5 separate regions of the Homo sapiens genome follow, and regions 1, 2, 3 and 5 are each linked to region 4. A link is a contact called in ENCODE Hi-C or POLR2A ChIA-PET data. All regions are on one chromosome and are shown on one strand. Each heading gives the region's core, a stretch centred on a gene start or an enhancer-like site at or near the end of the contact. The rest is flanking DNA. Distances are from core to core; before and after follow the strand shown. Region 1 holds the start of TBCEL-TECTA (TBCEL-TECTA readthrough). Region 2 holds the start of CDON (cell adhesion associated, oncogene regulated). Region 3 holds the start of RPUSD4 (RNA pseudouridine synthase D4). Region 4 holds the start of ZNF202 (zinc finger protein 202). Region 5 holds the start of HYLS1 (HYLS1 centriolar and ciliogenesis associated).

The links. A loop is a pair of places that touch in the nucleus more often than their neighbours do. ChIA-PET counts read pairs that join two places held with the same protein, here RNA polymerase II (POLR2A). Pooled maps may share reads with other maps.
Region 1: a loop to region 4 is called in a map of CD4-positive, alpha-beta T cell, with 8 times the contacts of the local background. The contact joins the promoter of TBCEL-TECTA here to the promoter of ZNF202 in region 4. A Hi-C loop is called at or near these places in 1 of 168 maps with a recorded cell type or tissue (CD4-positive, alpha-beta T cell) and 5 of 50 pooled maps. POLR2A ChIA-PET finds 5 or more read pairs at or near these places in 1 of 52 experiments (Caco-2).
Region 2: a map of CD8-positive, alpha-beta T cell shows a loop between it and region 4 (8-fold over the local background). The contact joins the promoter of CDON here to the promoter of ZNF202 in region 4. A Hi-C loop is called at or near these places in 3 of 168 maps with a recorded cell type or tissue (CD4-positive, alpha-beta memory T cell, CD8-positive, alpha-beta T cell and naive thymus-derived CD4-positive, alpha-beta T cell) and 11 of 50 pooled maps.
Region 3: a loop to region 4 is called in a map of CD8-positive, alpha-beta T cell, with 14 times the contacts of the local background. The contact joins the promoter of RPUSD4 here to the promoter of ZNF202 in region 4. A Hi-C loop is called at or near these places in 2 of 168 maps with a recorded cell type or tissue (CD8-positive, alpha-beta T cell and naive thymus-derived CD4-positive, alpha-beta T cell) and 12 of 50 pooled maps.
Region 5: a loop to region 4 is called in a map of B cell, with 18 times the contacts of the local background. The contact joins the promoter of HYLS1 here to the promoter of ZNF202 in region 4. A Hi-C loop is called at or near these places in 2 of 168 maps with a recorded cell type or tissue (B cell and naive thymus-derived CD4-positive, alpha-beta T cell) and 12 of 50 pooled maps.

What each region holds. Positions count from the first base shown.
Region 1 is chr11:121,022,747-121,025,446 of GRCh38, forward strand. It overlaps TBCEL-TECTA (TBCEL-TECTA readthrough), which reads left to right and starts at 1,356. Exons shown (of 30, transcript NM_001378761.1): 1 at 1,356-1,545. TBCEL (tubulin folding cofactor E like) reads left to right here and starts at 1,356. Exons shown (of 9, transcript NM_001363644.2): 1 at 1,356-1,545. RefSeq lists silencers at 1,170-1,319, 1,340-1,609.
Region 2 is chr11:126,061,545-126,064,244 of GRCh38, forward strand. CDON (cell adhesion associated, oncogene regulated) reads right to left here and starts at 1,322. Exons shown (of 20, transcript NM_001378964.1): 1 at 1,035-1,322. RefSeq lists silencers at 1,080-1,749, 1,820-1,909.
Region 3 is chr11:126,210,223-126,212,922 of GRCh38, forward strand. It overlaps RPUSD4 (RNA pseudouridine synthase D4), which reads right to left and starts at 1,428. Exons shown (of 7, transcript NM_032795.3): 1 at 1,228-1,428; 2 at 668-833. The coding sequence starts at 1,416. It overlaps FAM118B (family with sequence similarity 118 member B), which reads left to right and starts at 1,560. Exons shown (of 9, transcript NM_024556.4): 1 at 1,560-1,608. RefSeq lists an enhancer at 1,213-1,442.
Region 4 is chr11:123,740,285-123,742,984 of GRCh38, forward strand. It overlaps ZNF202 (zinc finger protein 202), which reads right to left and starts at 1,376. Exons shown (of 9, transcript NM_003455.4): 1 at 1,265-1,376; 2 at 133-252. RefSeq lists enhancers at 762-971, 1,961-2,558 and silencers at 1,152-1,281, 1,322-1,371.
Region 5 is chr11:125,886,219-125,888,918 of GRCh38, forward strand. HYLS1 (HYLS1 centriolar and ciliogenesis associated) reads left to right here and starts at 1,450. Exons shown (of 3, transcript NM_001134793.2): 1 at 1,450-1,547. RefSeq lists an enhancer at 1,158-1,207 and silencers at 1,348-1,397, 1,488-1,537, 1,638-2,027.

The DNA of each region.
Region 1 (2,700 bases), core at 106-2,605, 2.7 Mb before region 4:
GTCCGCGGCTTCATTCTTGAAGTCAGTGAGACCAAGAACCCACCAATTCCGGACACAATGCTAATGATCTCAGTGCTCTGAAAGCCAGTAATTCTTAAATTGCCAAGAAAGGCACTCTGTTCTCTGTGGAAGGGGGAGTAAAGCCCCTTCCTGAGCAACCTAAGATACAATTCTTGGCTAATCATCCCCTTTATACTCAGAGCAGTTTCTTTACCCATGACCTTCTGGCTTTTTTTTTTCCTCTCTACCCTGTCTAACCCTACCTATGGGATATGAGAAAACAAAACAGAATGACAAAAATAAGTCTCCAGGAACTGATGATGGTAAGGTGCTATTGGGTCTGTCCTAAATAATTTTGTTTCCCCCTTCTAGAAACCAATGCAGACATGCACATGCACATTACATCCCCCACGTCTTTTCTGGCACACACCACACAGAAGCACATACACTTTATGCACAAAGACATCTTCATCTCCTAGCACTTCAGGGGACATTCCCATACAAGGCTGAATTCACTTGGGGTTGAGCCAGCACCACGCCTATTCCATGTATGTTTCTGCAAAAGAAATGGACGAAGGAGTACATAAGCAATCACAGCTCAACAGTCAGATATAGTAATACTATGCATGGAGTTGGAGCAATAGCGTGGCATAAAGTGAAGTGCATGGACCCTGGTGCCAGCCTGACCTGGATTCAAATCTCACCCTGGTCACATTTACTAACTGGGTGGTCTTGGGCAGATCACTTAAGCACTCTGAACTTGTTTTCAATTCTATAAATACCATCTCTTTGGAGGGCTGTAAAAATTAAAAATAGCACATGCGCAGTGCCTGTACCTAGAAAGTGCTCAATAAATGAAAGCTGCTGTTACTACATTGGTGTTGGAAGCTCGGGATGCCACTTGTGAAGGGGGCACAGAAGAAAGGTCAGACTGCCACCATACCCTGAGGGCTCATCTAGTATAGTTCCCTCATTTTATGGTTGAGGACACTGAAGCCAGAGATAGGAAGAGACTTGGTCAAGGTCACACAGCAAATCAGTAACAGAGCCAGGCCAAGATTCCAAGTGTTTCTGGAAAGGTTCAGCCCAATGCTCTTTTCTGCAGCCCCTATTGTCCTCTGATATGACAATGTGTACTCCTGTTCTGCCCCTGGGGATTGTCCACTCAATGGGTGGGCACGAGAAAGAGCAGATGAGGTGTTTGTGGTAAAGCCTAAGCCAGTGCAGCCATCCCCGTCGCCATGGCAACCCCAGCGCGGTTGGGGAGGACCCGCTCCTCCGGCGCCCCCTCCCATTCACGCAGCGGACGTGACACGTGCGGCGGGGTCACGTGTTGTTGTTGGGCCGGGAAAGCTGCTTCCGGGTCAATGCAGGACACTGGGCTCCGGCGGCCAGAGTGGGGGACTAGGTGAAGCGGCGCCGGGCCGGGGCTGGCCGGGACCAGGCCCGAGGCTGAGCGGCGGCGACAGCGGTGGCCGGGAGGGGGGAGGAGAGGCGCAGCCAGAGGAGCCGCCGCAGTAGCTCCCCCGCCTCCCGGGCTGAGGGGTGAGTGGAGCCGGGCCCGCTGGCTCTGCCGGGCTCTCGAGGCCCGAGGCGTTCCCCTCTGGAGCCGAGGCGCGGAGGGTCGCTCCTGCAGGGTGCTGGGATAGGACACTCGGGGAAGGGTGAAAGCCACATGGGGCCTGTCTCGAGCAGCTGTGGGGATGGGAGACCTGCCCTGGGGCTAGAGGGAGGATGGGGCCTGCCTGGCCTGGGCTATGGCGGAGCTGGGAGGGTCTTGGGCTGGGCTGGGCTGGGCTGGGCTGGGGGACTGGTCCCGGGTTGGAGGAGGGCGTGTTGGGGAGCCTGCCCGGGTTCCTGGGAGAATCTAGGCGTCTCACCTTGCCCCAGCGTGGGGGATGGGTAGATGCCTCCCAGCTGTTAGAAGAGGGAGACGTGTCTGGGACTGCTGGGGAAATAGGAAACTTGTCTCTGAACTACTGAATCCCAGAAAAGAGGACATGTCCCCAGGGAGGTTTGCTGGGGGAAGGACGGGCATGTCTAGGCCCTTGGGACATTAGGCCTGCTCTTACCAGGGGCTGATAAAAGGATGTGGATGTGGTAATTGAATAAGGGCTTTTGGGAGAAAAGATTTGCCCCAAGGTTGGGAGACTGAGAACGAGGGTGTTGGACTGACAGGCGGGTGCCTTGTCGTGGGATCTTGGGGGAAGTAAGGATCTGTGTGGAGCTTCTCTGTTGAGTTCTAGGTCCGCTAGTAGGAAGACATTCTGGGAATTGGTGAAGAGAGGAGATTTAATAGTCTTTTCTTGGGACACAGTGATTCCAGAAGTTGTAGTTGAGGAAAGTTGGTTGGAAGTGTTGAACTGTATACAGTCAGTGGAGAAAGGAGGAGCTCTACTGTGAAGGTTGCTAGGCTACAAAGAGCTTGTAGGCAACGCCTAGGGCTGTTGAGAGAAGTTGGTAATGCTTTCAAGTCCAAATACAGGCTGAGCTGGGGCTTGTCCCTTGTTCATGTCATGCTGCTGTGGAGCTCTTACGTTTCCAGTAGTCTATCTTGAGCAAAGAGTATGAATAGGTGCTGAGGACTAAGGAAAACATTCACTCTTTGGGTCCTGAGATGCATTAGACCCAGATCTCTAGGGTGGTAGCTTTCAAACTTAAAAAAAAAAAAATTATGCCCCACAGTAATAAGTATGTCTT
Region 2 (2,700 bases), core at 72-2,571, 2.3 Mb after region 4:
GGAGACACTGTCCACTAGGTATGCCAAGTGTCAGTTGGGAATTTGAGGGTTATGTTATCAGCGCCGAAAGGAATCAGAATTCACTGACTTGGCGTCTTTCATCTTTACTGGCATAGGCCTGAAAATAAATCTCATGTGAGCTTTTAGTCCAACCTCCTGTTTTTCAAGGTGTCTGGTTTGGGACACAAAGGCTGACTTTCTGTTGATGAGGTTCTCTAAATTCTGGATTCCCACTGGAAAGCAGTCTGCCCTTAAAGCACCTGCCACCCTCTGTCGTCCTGATGAGGAAGGGCAGGCATTCTGGAAACAGCTCCTTTTGGAGAGCCTTCCACCTGATTTGGTGGGGTTAGGGAGAACAATGAAGGGAAGGGCAAGAGAGTCTATCTATCCCCCTCAGTGATTTATTGCTGAAATTCCTAGATGTGGAGAGAAAGCAACAAAGGTCTGGAAGCTGCCGACTGAAATAAATAGCGAGCTGTAATGTATTTAGCAAATGATAATGCAATCCACAGAAAGCTTTACAGAGGAGAAGGAAAAATACACTCCCTGGGGCTGGGAAGTCAGTGAGTCTTGTGAAGGCAGAGAAAGATACATTGTGCAGGAAATTTCTCTTGCTTCTCCCTACACATAAATCACTGTCTCTCGCGGGCGCTCTGCAGGGATGGAGATTGAGAGAGGCCAGGGACCCGGCTCCCTTGGGAAAACGCGCGGGCGCCCTAGCTCCCCGCTCTGCGGCATCTCACCTGCCCCCGAGGACCATCGTCAAGAAGAGGTTTCGTCGTGTCACTGACACCTCACCCCGCCTCCTCCCGCGAGGTGCCTCCGAGCCCCCGAGGACGCGGAACGCCGGGGCTCCCCGCCGGGCAAGCATCAGCATCCAGACCCCGCACGCAGCCCTGCACCCCCACGCCCTCCAGGGAACGCCGGCCCGCCCGTCCCCGGGACCTCCCGTCCCCTAAGCCAAGGCCCCCCAAGCCCAGTGCCCGCGCGCCACCCCTCCCTCCGACCCTGCGGCGGGACCCCCACCCCCGCACCTCTCCGCGGGGCTGGCTAAGCCTCCAGACCTCCTGCGCTGCAGCCGGCTCGGAAAGCCACCCCCAGGTCATCCCCCCGCGCGCGCGCGGCGGCGGCTACGGTGGCGGCGGCTGCGATCCGAACGGGCCCCTCCATGCACCGCGCAGGGCAGAGGAGGGAGCGGCGCCTCGCACGCCGGGGCTGGGGCGCTGGGCAGGGCGGGCGGGCGTGGGGTCCCGGGTCTCCTCGCACCTAGCCGCGCGAGCCGGGCTCCCGGGCTCAGGGGAGGGGAGCTGAGGGGCGGAGTCACCGGGGCGCGCCCCCGCGGCTGCGCTCCTCCCCGCCGGGGAGCGCGGGCACGTAACTCGGAGGGTGCTGGGCCGGCCCGGAGCACGCGAGCAGCGGGAGGAGGGACCGGGGAATGACTGACGGAGGCGGGCCGTAGAGGCCGCTGTGCCCCGCCGGCCCGCACCCGGCCGGAGTGTGCGCGCGCAGCCTGCCAGATCAGCGGCGGGGGCACGGGCCGTACCAAGTGACGGAGGGGGGCACGCTCTGGGCAGGACCCTCTCCTCGTCATTGACCTGCCTACTCTGCAAGAGAGATACCCCAGGGGAGCATAGAAGAGGCTTTTCTTGGGTGTAGGACAGGTAAGGGTGAGTTGCCTTACCAAGTCACGGAGATTCCCATCATGCCTGCACTCACGCTCCCCTCACCTTTCATTCCCTTGGAGAGACGGCTCTTCTGGCAGGTCTCCAAATGGTCGACTCTGTCCCCCGAGGCCCCGCCCTAGCCTCGTTCGGGCCCCGCCCTAGCCTCGTTCGGGCCCCGCCCTAGCCTCGTTCAGGCCCCGCCCCTCGCCCCGCCCCGCCCCTCGCCTCTACCTAAGTTCTCTGAGCCGCCAACGGGTGCATCCCTTCTCCCGGTTCTTGCCTGGTCTCTCTTAGGGTTCCAGCGGCCCACCGCTTATACCTCCTTCGCCTTTCCACCACTTTCCATGTTTAATTCCTTAGGCAGCTTCATCTGATTCCCCCACCACCACCCACCCGCCCTGCCTGCACATAAACGCAAGCAGGTAGCAAAACTCAGGGGCTAGGAGAGGCGTGGTGTGAGCCTTTGGCCCCAGAGTCTTTCCAACTCGTCCGTTGGACCTGCCCCAAGTTATCTGAACTCAATGAACTTCAGTTGTTCAAACAGAAAAAGGAAAAATAAATTTCTATTCAAAATGTTGCTGTGAAGCGTAAATACGATACTTTGTGAAAAGCACCTGCCACTCAGTGGGCATTCAAGGACTGTAACTTCTTTATAAATTGTTATTATTAGCAGTTAGCTCTTTTTTTTCCCCATCATCATTACTTACTATTAGCTTAACTACAAAAGGATCCCTAATAATAGTTAAGTTTATAAATACTCAGTACTGAACTTCAGGAGAAATATGCCAGTCCTCCCTTACCTTCTTACGTGAATTTTAAAAAGAAATGCTTTGAAAGTGTGGTATTGTTCAAGCAGGTTAGCTTTCTGCATTAGCTAGATTCAGGGTTTTTGTAAAGCCCCTGGAAAGAAAGTCAGTACAGGACGGAAAAAAAAAACACAATTTTTTTTCTTAAGACGGAGTCTCACTCTGTCGCCCAGGCTGGGGTGCTCTTGTTGCCCAGGCTGGAGTGCAATGGTGCGATCTTGGCTCACTGC
Region 3 (2,700 bases), core at 178-2,677, 2.5 Mb after region 4:
AAAGGCAAAAAACTGTTGCGAAAATAAAGAGAGAAAAAAATTATACAAACACTTGGTGATGTGATTTAATTCCTTGTCTTTGTGAACAACTATCTCCGTATCTCCCCAAAAAGCATTACCTTCTTCTAGCTAAAATGGGCCTTTTCCCTCTTTCACAAATGCATTTTTTAAATCAATCTTTCCTGATTCACTTCAGCTGTCCCTGACAACTACATGCAACATCTGTTGAAAGACATTTGAAGGTCCACTAAATTCCAGTCACTCTGGGGTTGTATGTTACATATACTCCAACATACATACACACACACACACACACACACACACACACCCCCTTTTTTCTTATGTATCATTTTCTCATTCCCAGTTCTGATGGAAGATAACCTTTAGTCTAGAACCACACAGCCTTTGTATATCTCTACAGCGATCCCTGTAGTCTGCACACAGCGTATTCTACGAATTGCTTACTGTCAGATGTTTAGAAAGGGAGGACTGTCTTATTTATTTATTTCTGTGTTCTCGGTGGTTCCTTATATTGGACGGTAGTTTACAAAAGTTTAATTAATTTGAATGCAAGGCTTTAGAGTGCACCACAAGTAACGTCTCAGTTTTCCTCGGTTGTAGCAGAAAGCAGCTGCAGGTTCCTCCACCTTTCCCGCGTGGTCCTTACCATGCACAGGGAGACCGTAGGGCTTATTGATGACCACAAGGTTCTTGTCCTGGTGGAGAATTCCTCGGGTCAGTGCCTTAGCAAGCACGTTGGGGTGGACTCGCTGCAGCTGCCGTGTGAACCGCACTATTTCTTGCACTCTCCGCTGAACAGCGTTTGTGGACACCTAGGGAGAAAGAAGGAGCCGTGGGGAATGCCTGGTGCGGAAGCCGTGGAGAAGACCTTCCATAAAGGTCTGGGTGAGAATCTGAGTAGGGAATGACTATCTTTGCATCAGACCCGCGCCGCCTTCGACTAATTTGAGAGCAGAGATACCCATCTGTCTAACCTGCGTACCGACGCAGTGGTTAGGACTGAGCCTGACAGTAGCCAAAGATCCAGCTCACGGGAAAACACCGTACCCTTACTGACCCCTCCCCTCCGCCTTCTCCCCATTCTCCCACCTTGCGTCCGGGCTATTGACTCACACGCTTTCACTCAGAGGACCCTCCTACCTACTCCCCGTCTGGGAAACCAATGAGCGCACTGCCTCTAGGGAGTTCTGGTCCCTTTGGACTCACCGGCTCCTTCTTTGTGTCTTGTTCCCGTTTCTGGGCTCGGAGCTTCTCCGCTAATCTCTGGGCATTTATGGCCGTAGAGGCAGCGGCAGCGGCACAAAATGGCTTTGAGACGAGAGTGAAGAGACTCCCGCAACCTTGGCCGTTTCCCCGGATCCAGGGGCCCGACGCGCTCCACCTGGGCGCCGCCATCTTACAAGGAAGGGCGGGGCGAGCCAAGACCACGTGGAGAAGGGCGACTACAATGAGGCGGGAGTGGGTGGGCCCTGCAGGTCACGTGGTGCGGGGTGGGGCCTGGGCGAGTCACGTGGGGACGGTGCGCGCTCAGTGCGGCTGCGCCGGCCGGTAGCTGCAGCTGGAGCAGTGGCGTTTGGAGGAGACTCGGTGAGTGTGTAGGGAAGCCGGGCTGGGGCTGGGAAATGCCGGTGCCTCAACGGTTTAACGTTTTCTGCGTCCCCGGGATTTCCGTTCAAGAAGAGCACTGGTCTGAGAAACGTTTCTCCTTTTGGTACACGATCCCACTCAAAAACTCCTCCCCGCCCCCGCGCCCCCTTAGGAGCGATGTCCCATAAACGCTCGCCCCAGAGCCCTCCTAGGCACCGACGCCGTCCCTCTTAGCCACTGAATCTCCGGTGATCCGCCAGTCCCCTGCGGGACGCGTCGGGGACCCTCTTGATCGGATGCCCGGATCTCTGTAGTCTCTCCACCCTTCATCTTCCAACTCCCAGCCTCTTTGTTTCGCGTTGTAACCTGTACCCTTCTCCTAAGGATGACGGCCCCTTCCCTTATCCAGGGCCCCCAGCACCTATTTCCTACTTAGGAAGCACTGTGAGTGTTTTTTCTGCCCTTCCTCAAGAATTCATTTCTTGGGGGTCTCCTCCCTACCTTCCCTACTCCTCCTAAAGAAAAAGCTGAAAGAACGGAGCACAGACCTTCACTTTTCCTGTTTCCTTTATTTTTCCTCTCCATAGTTTGCAACCACACCATACCTCCTCTCACGAGATGCGATGTTGGGATTCCCTTGCCCGAACTGCAGGCGACTCCCTCTGATTTCACTCAGGGGTGGCTGGGAAGATAAACATCTGTTTGGGATGGTAGTGTTAAAAATAACTTGGGATATACCTGCCATTTGTTAAGAGGAAAGCTTATGCTGAGTTCAGAAAGAATGTCCTGAAAACTAATGGATCTGTGACGATAGAAGGAACAATTTTTTAAGACTGCTTGGAATGAAGGCTGCCTGAGGAGTTATTAGAGAATAGGTAGTTGAATTAGATTTGGGTTCTACACCTCCTAAAGGGTTTGGCAGAAGGGAGCCGTACCAACAAGAAACAAAGTTGATCAGGTGGAGCTACTCATAGAAGACTCAAGTTGAAGAGTTTGAACTAGAGGTGATACGTAGTGAGGAGTCTTTGAAGCTTTTCGAGTAGGGCAGAGAGACTCCTTGAAAGTGGAATTCTGGAAATGAATCTGGCAGTT
Region 4 (2,700 bases), core at 126-2,625:
GAAAAATTCCTGTCCTCTCTCCAACCCTGCCCACCCTCTTATGCTAGATAGTAACAGCAGAAAGTTATCCCAGACTGCTCCGCGTTCACACGCTTCCCACCAACAAACCTCCTCCCAAGGCTATCCCACAACCTTTCTGAAGTAGCTTCCTGGATCAAGCCCCACGGGGCAGCTTGGAAGAGAAGCTGGGAGGGATGAGGGGCTCCACTAGCATTCCTTGTGGCTTCTGAGTGTAGCTGCCCTGGGTGTCACCTGCAGAGCGTGGATAGAGAAAAAGCAACAGTTCTAAGCCCAGCCTCTAATTGAGAGCCTGGGATCTAGCGCTGCTCCCCAGGACCAAGGTTGTTCAAGAAAGGCTGGGTCTAAGAGTCTCCCTCTGGGGAGGTCAGTACAGATTCCAAGGCAGACAGGGTTATCAAAGCGCCTAGAAGATGAGAACATTCATTGTTCAGAAAAACAAAAATTAGACTGACACCTTTCTGAAGGAACACAGCCTATCCATGGCACAAAAACAAATTTTTAATCAAGACACTCAAGAAGTAGGTATACTCCTGCTAAAAGTAACGCAGGTGCTGAGAAGAGGTGCCAAAACTGGCTGTTAGGAGTGGGAGGAGAGGAAAGTTGCAAGTGGAGACAGCAGCTACTGGCTTGAGGGGACCTCAGGGTCTGTCACAGTGGCAGCTGAAAAGCCTCTGGCCAAATGGACGCCAAGGACTACTATCATCACAGGTGACAAGATCACGGGTGAGTGTATCTGGGTGTGTGCTGGGGGGCTGAGGGGGGCTTGGTGGTGTAAGGAGATGGGGCTAGCCGGGGCAAGGAGCCCGCGGAGATGATCTTAAGCAATCTGAGAGGAGGGGTAAGAAAAAGCTGCGGAAAATAAAGGGGCCTAGACCACTCCTCCCTCGGTTCCGGGGGGACAGTTGGCGCGGAAGCGTTAGGAGGTACGAGGTACGGACTAACTACATTTCTGCAGGCCCCAGGAGGGGGCGGAGGGCGGTGGCTGGAAAGGAAAGGAAGCCGGGAGCGCCATCCGTGTCCCCGGAGATACTGGCTCCGGCCACCAGGAAACACAGAGACCACAACGTCTCGGCACCCTCAGTACACCGCCGCCACCCCTTCCCCAGGACACGGCGATTTCCCCAGACTCTGGGGGGCGGGGTCTCCGGTCCCTCCCCCTCCTCCCCGCCCTGCCCGGCTCTGCCCGATCTGGTCCGGCCCGGTCCAGCCCGGCCCGGCCCAGCCCAGCCCACTCAGGACTCACGGCTCCGACAGCTCCGGCGGCTCCTCCCCTGCCCCGGCTTCTCTCCCACCCACTCCCGACCGAAACAGCGCCGCCGGATCCGAGCCGCGCGGGGCCTAGCGGGTCGGAACACGTGGGGCCTTTGCGCCCGGAACCGGAAGCGATCGCTCGCCCCGCCTTCTCGCCGAGTAGGAGCCTTTCTAGGCTGTGGGAGGTTTGATCCTCTCTATGCGCCCTCCGCGGGTTGCGGCTCAGTGCTCCCCAAGGACCCAGTGCGAAGAAGCCTCGGACCCCACAGCTGCCGTCCGCGACCCCTAACTCCACTCTGCAGCGAATAAATTAACATCTTGGGCCTTTCATTTACAGGCATACCTTCTGCAAGGGTTTTCTTTTTCTTTTCTTTTTTCTTTTCTGTTTTTGATCTTTTGTGTGTTTGTTTTCATTTGGATACCTCTACGTGTTTTTCTTGATTTTTTTTTCTTTGCATTGTCCGCTGCAACATGGTAGAAAAGGGCAGCGTTAGGTTTGAATACTGGCTCTTGCAGTCACCATCAGCAGCAGGGCCTCGGCCGAATCTCTCCATCTTTGAACCCTATTGTGCATCATATAAAACGGGCATAATAATACCGTTACTCTGAGGACTAAATGATACATTGCACATGAACTGAATGGAACATCAGAAGCTCAGAAAGAAAATAGTTATGGTATCACTGTTCTTTCTTTTCCTTTGAGTGTTGCTTCGTATTTCTTTACTTTCAGGCTGTCTTCCCTGATCTCATTTGTTCATTTTTGTCCGTTCGGTGACCTTTCTGCCCATACTTGACATTTTCCTTTGCTCTCTGTCCCTTTTACCCTGTAAGTCACCACTCTCCACGTGCCATGTGCCACTTCCTTTTCATGGGACACATTGCTGGGATCTGTTTACTGGGTTTGAACCAAAGGATTAGTTACTTTTGGTGGAGTGGCAGTGTATTAGCGAAACAGAACTAATAGGTGTGAACCCAGAAGGCAGGACAACTCAAAGCGGGGAGGGGGCTTCCAGGTCATAGGTAGATAAGACACAAATGGTTGCATTGAGTTGCTGATTAGCCTCTCCGGAAGGAGGCAATCAGATATGCATTTATCTCAGTGAGCAGAGAGGTGACTTTGAATAGAAGGGGAGGCAGGTTTGCCCTAAGCAGTTCCCAGCATGAATTTTCCCTTTAGTGATTTTGGGGGCCCCAAATCACTTTCCTTTCACACGGGGTATGTATAAACATATAAAAGGAGATTTATTATAAGGAGTTGGCTTACATAATTATGGACGTTGAGAAGTCCCACCATCTGCTTACTGCAAGCTGGAGAAATAAGGAGGTTGGTGGTATAATTCAGTCTAAAGCTGAAGGCCTGAGAACTGGAAAGGGATTGAGGTGCTGGTGTCTGAAGGCCAGAGAGCAGGAGGAGATGATGTCCCAGCT
Region 5 (2,700 bases), core at 200-2,699, 2.1 Mb after region 4:
CCTACTTCTGTCATCTTCCCTCCTTTGTTCTTTCCATTTTCTTCCTCCCACAAATTCAAAGTGCCTTAGAGGTAGCACAAAGGCCCTGAGGCAAAGAGGGAGAGTAAGAGATAATACGAAGTGTTTGGAGGAAAAGGATTAAACATTTCTCCCCTCCCACTGAATCCTGGATTTAAGAAATGGTGTAAGATGAACTTGACAACTAGCACCTATTTGTTTAAGGTGGAAAATGCAATGCTCAGGACTCAAGACCAGTTGAGATAGGTTTGCTTGGTATTGACTAGGATATTGAACCCTGAGGGCCTCTCCTCTTGCTTTTACAGATCTCATCCTCAGCAATCCCCAAGCACTAGATTTTTTTTTTTTTTTTTTTTTTTTTTTTTACAGGTACAGATGCAAAAAGAGTTAAAACATCGGGTTTAAAAAAAAAATTAGTGGCTGGGCACAGAGGCTCACAACTGTAATCCCAGAGCTTTGGGAGGCCGAGGGGGTAGAATCACCTGACTAACATGGTGAAACCCCATCTCTACTAAAAATACAAAATTAGCCGGGCATGGTGGTGCTCGCCCGTAATCCCAGCTGCTCGGGAGGCTGAGGCAGGAGAATCGCTTGAACCTGGGAGGCAGAGGTTACAGAGAGCTGAGATCGCGCCACTACTCTCCAGCCTGGGCAACTGGGCAACAAGAGGGAAACTCCGTCTCAAAAAAAAAAAAAAAAAAAAGTTGAGAGTAACACCATGTGAAGGAGACAGGCACATTCCAAAAGAAAACAAGTGCATGTCGGAGCAAGGCAGTCGGTGGCTGGAGCACAGTTAGAGTAACGTGGGAGGAGCTGTGGAGACGCAGCCACGGGTCACGCCAGGGCCCTGCACACCATGCAGAGGAAAGGAAGAGCTCAGTGCGCCAGGGTTTCATACAGCCGCTCTCTCAGGCCCCAAGGAAACGTCTAGAGCGCACAGGCGGACTCACCCCAGACTGTTCGAACCGTCCCTGAGCGCCCGCCCTCGTCTCCCGGCACCACTGGCCCCGCAGCAGCCAGTTGAGAAGGGCGGAGGCTGATTCCAATGAAGTGGCAGACCGTTAGGCGGCCTCTCCAAAAAGCCAGCTATGTCGCCGTTAGCCAAGGTTTGAGGGTCTTCTCCTTCTCTTCGAGGGCCCAACCTCCCCTCCAGATTTAGTACACCAGAGGCGTCGCAGCAACGGCTGCTGCCTGCGCGCCTCAGCTAGGCGGGCTCGGATATTTTTAAGGCCACATTGGAAATCCCGGGCATGCTCCCGCCGGCGGAGAAGGCCCAGACAAAATGTGCGCCAATCAGGATACAGACTTGGAGGACGTTTACCCTCAGGACCAATAAGAGGGAGGGCGGACCGGGCCAAGGGTGCCGGTTCGCTCTCCGGATTTAAACCTCAGCGGTCGGCGGTTAACCGCAGGCTCGGCGCGTGGGCCGGCAGTGCGCCTGCGCAAGTTACGCGAAAGCTAACAGAATCTGCGGTGCTCTGCTGGCGACTGGCAGGACGCGGTGCAGAGAGCGGACTTCCGCGACGCGGGTAAGCCGGGCGAAGGCCGGAAGCGGAGGGACGCGGGGACCTGGTGGCTGCCGGCCCACTGCGGCGGGAGCCCTCGCTCCTTTTCCCACCGTCGGGACGGTGCAGAGTGGCAGCTTCCCTCCGTGGATTCCAGGTCCTGCCTGGCGAGCCGTCCCCAACGTCTGCGTTCCTGAGGGAGGCGGCCGGGGCAGCGTGAGCTACAGGCGATGTGCGCGGCGGGCCGCAGCCCCTGGAGGTCACGGTGTGCGCTGGCCGCCGCCGCGGTCTTTGCCCCGGTGGCCTTTCTGAGCTCCTGGGCCGCGCCCCTGGGACCAGGCGGAGGCCGGGGACGGCCCCAGGGCTGGAGGGGAGTCCCGAAGGCCGCTAGCGACCTGGGTCCAAGCCACGCCCACGGCCAGGCGGGGCGACTGCGAGCTTTGCCGTTGAAAGGCGGAGCGTGTCTTGTCGCCTTCTAGCTGCACCTTTTGTGGACTGCAGCATGGAACCGTCCAAGGTGTTTGTCCACCCCGAAATGGAAATAAATCTTTTTTATTCTAAACAGTATACAATCTCACTAAGCAGGCAAAGAAAAACATTAAGATATCTTTTTAGATTGGTAAGATTTTTCAGTACCCCATGCTGCTGAGAGAGTGAAGAAATGAAAGCAAGCACCTTTATGGCCTGTGTGCTGGGGATAATCTGTTTTTCTAGAGGGCAGTTTGGCATTATAAATCAGAATTCAGGCCGGGCGCGGTGGCTCACGCCTGTTACCCCAGCACTTTGGGAGGCCGAGGTGGGCGGATCACGTGAGGTCAGGAGTTCGAGACCAGCCCGACCAATACGGTGAAACCCCGTCTCTACTAAAAATACAAAAATTGGCCGGGCTTGGTGGCGGGCGCCTGTAGTCCCAGCTCCTCGGGAGGCCGAGACAGGAGAATCTCTTGAACCCGGGAGGGAGAGGTTGCAGTGAGCCGAGATCGCGCCACTGCACTCCAGCCTGGGCGACCGAGCAAGACTCTTGTCTCAAAAAAAAAAAAAAAAAAGAGAAAAGAAAAACATAAATCAGAATTCAAGTAGTACCATAACTTCTAAGTCATAATCCAATTCCAGGAGTTTATTCCAAGGACATAAATCGGACAAGAATGCAAACATAGTATGTACATGTTTTTAGCAA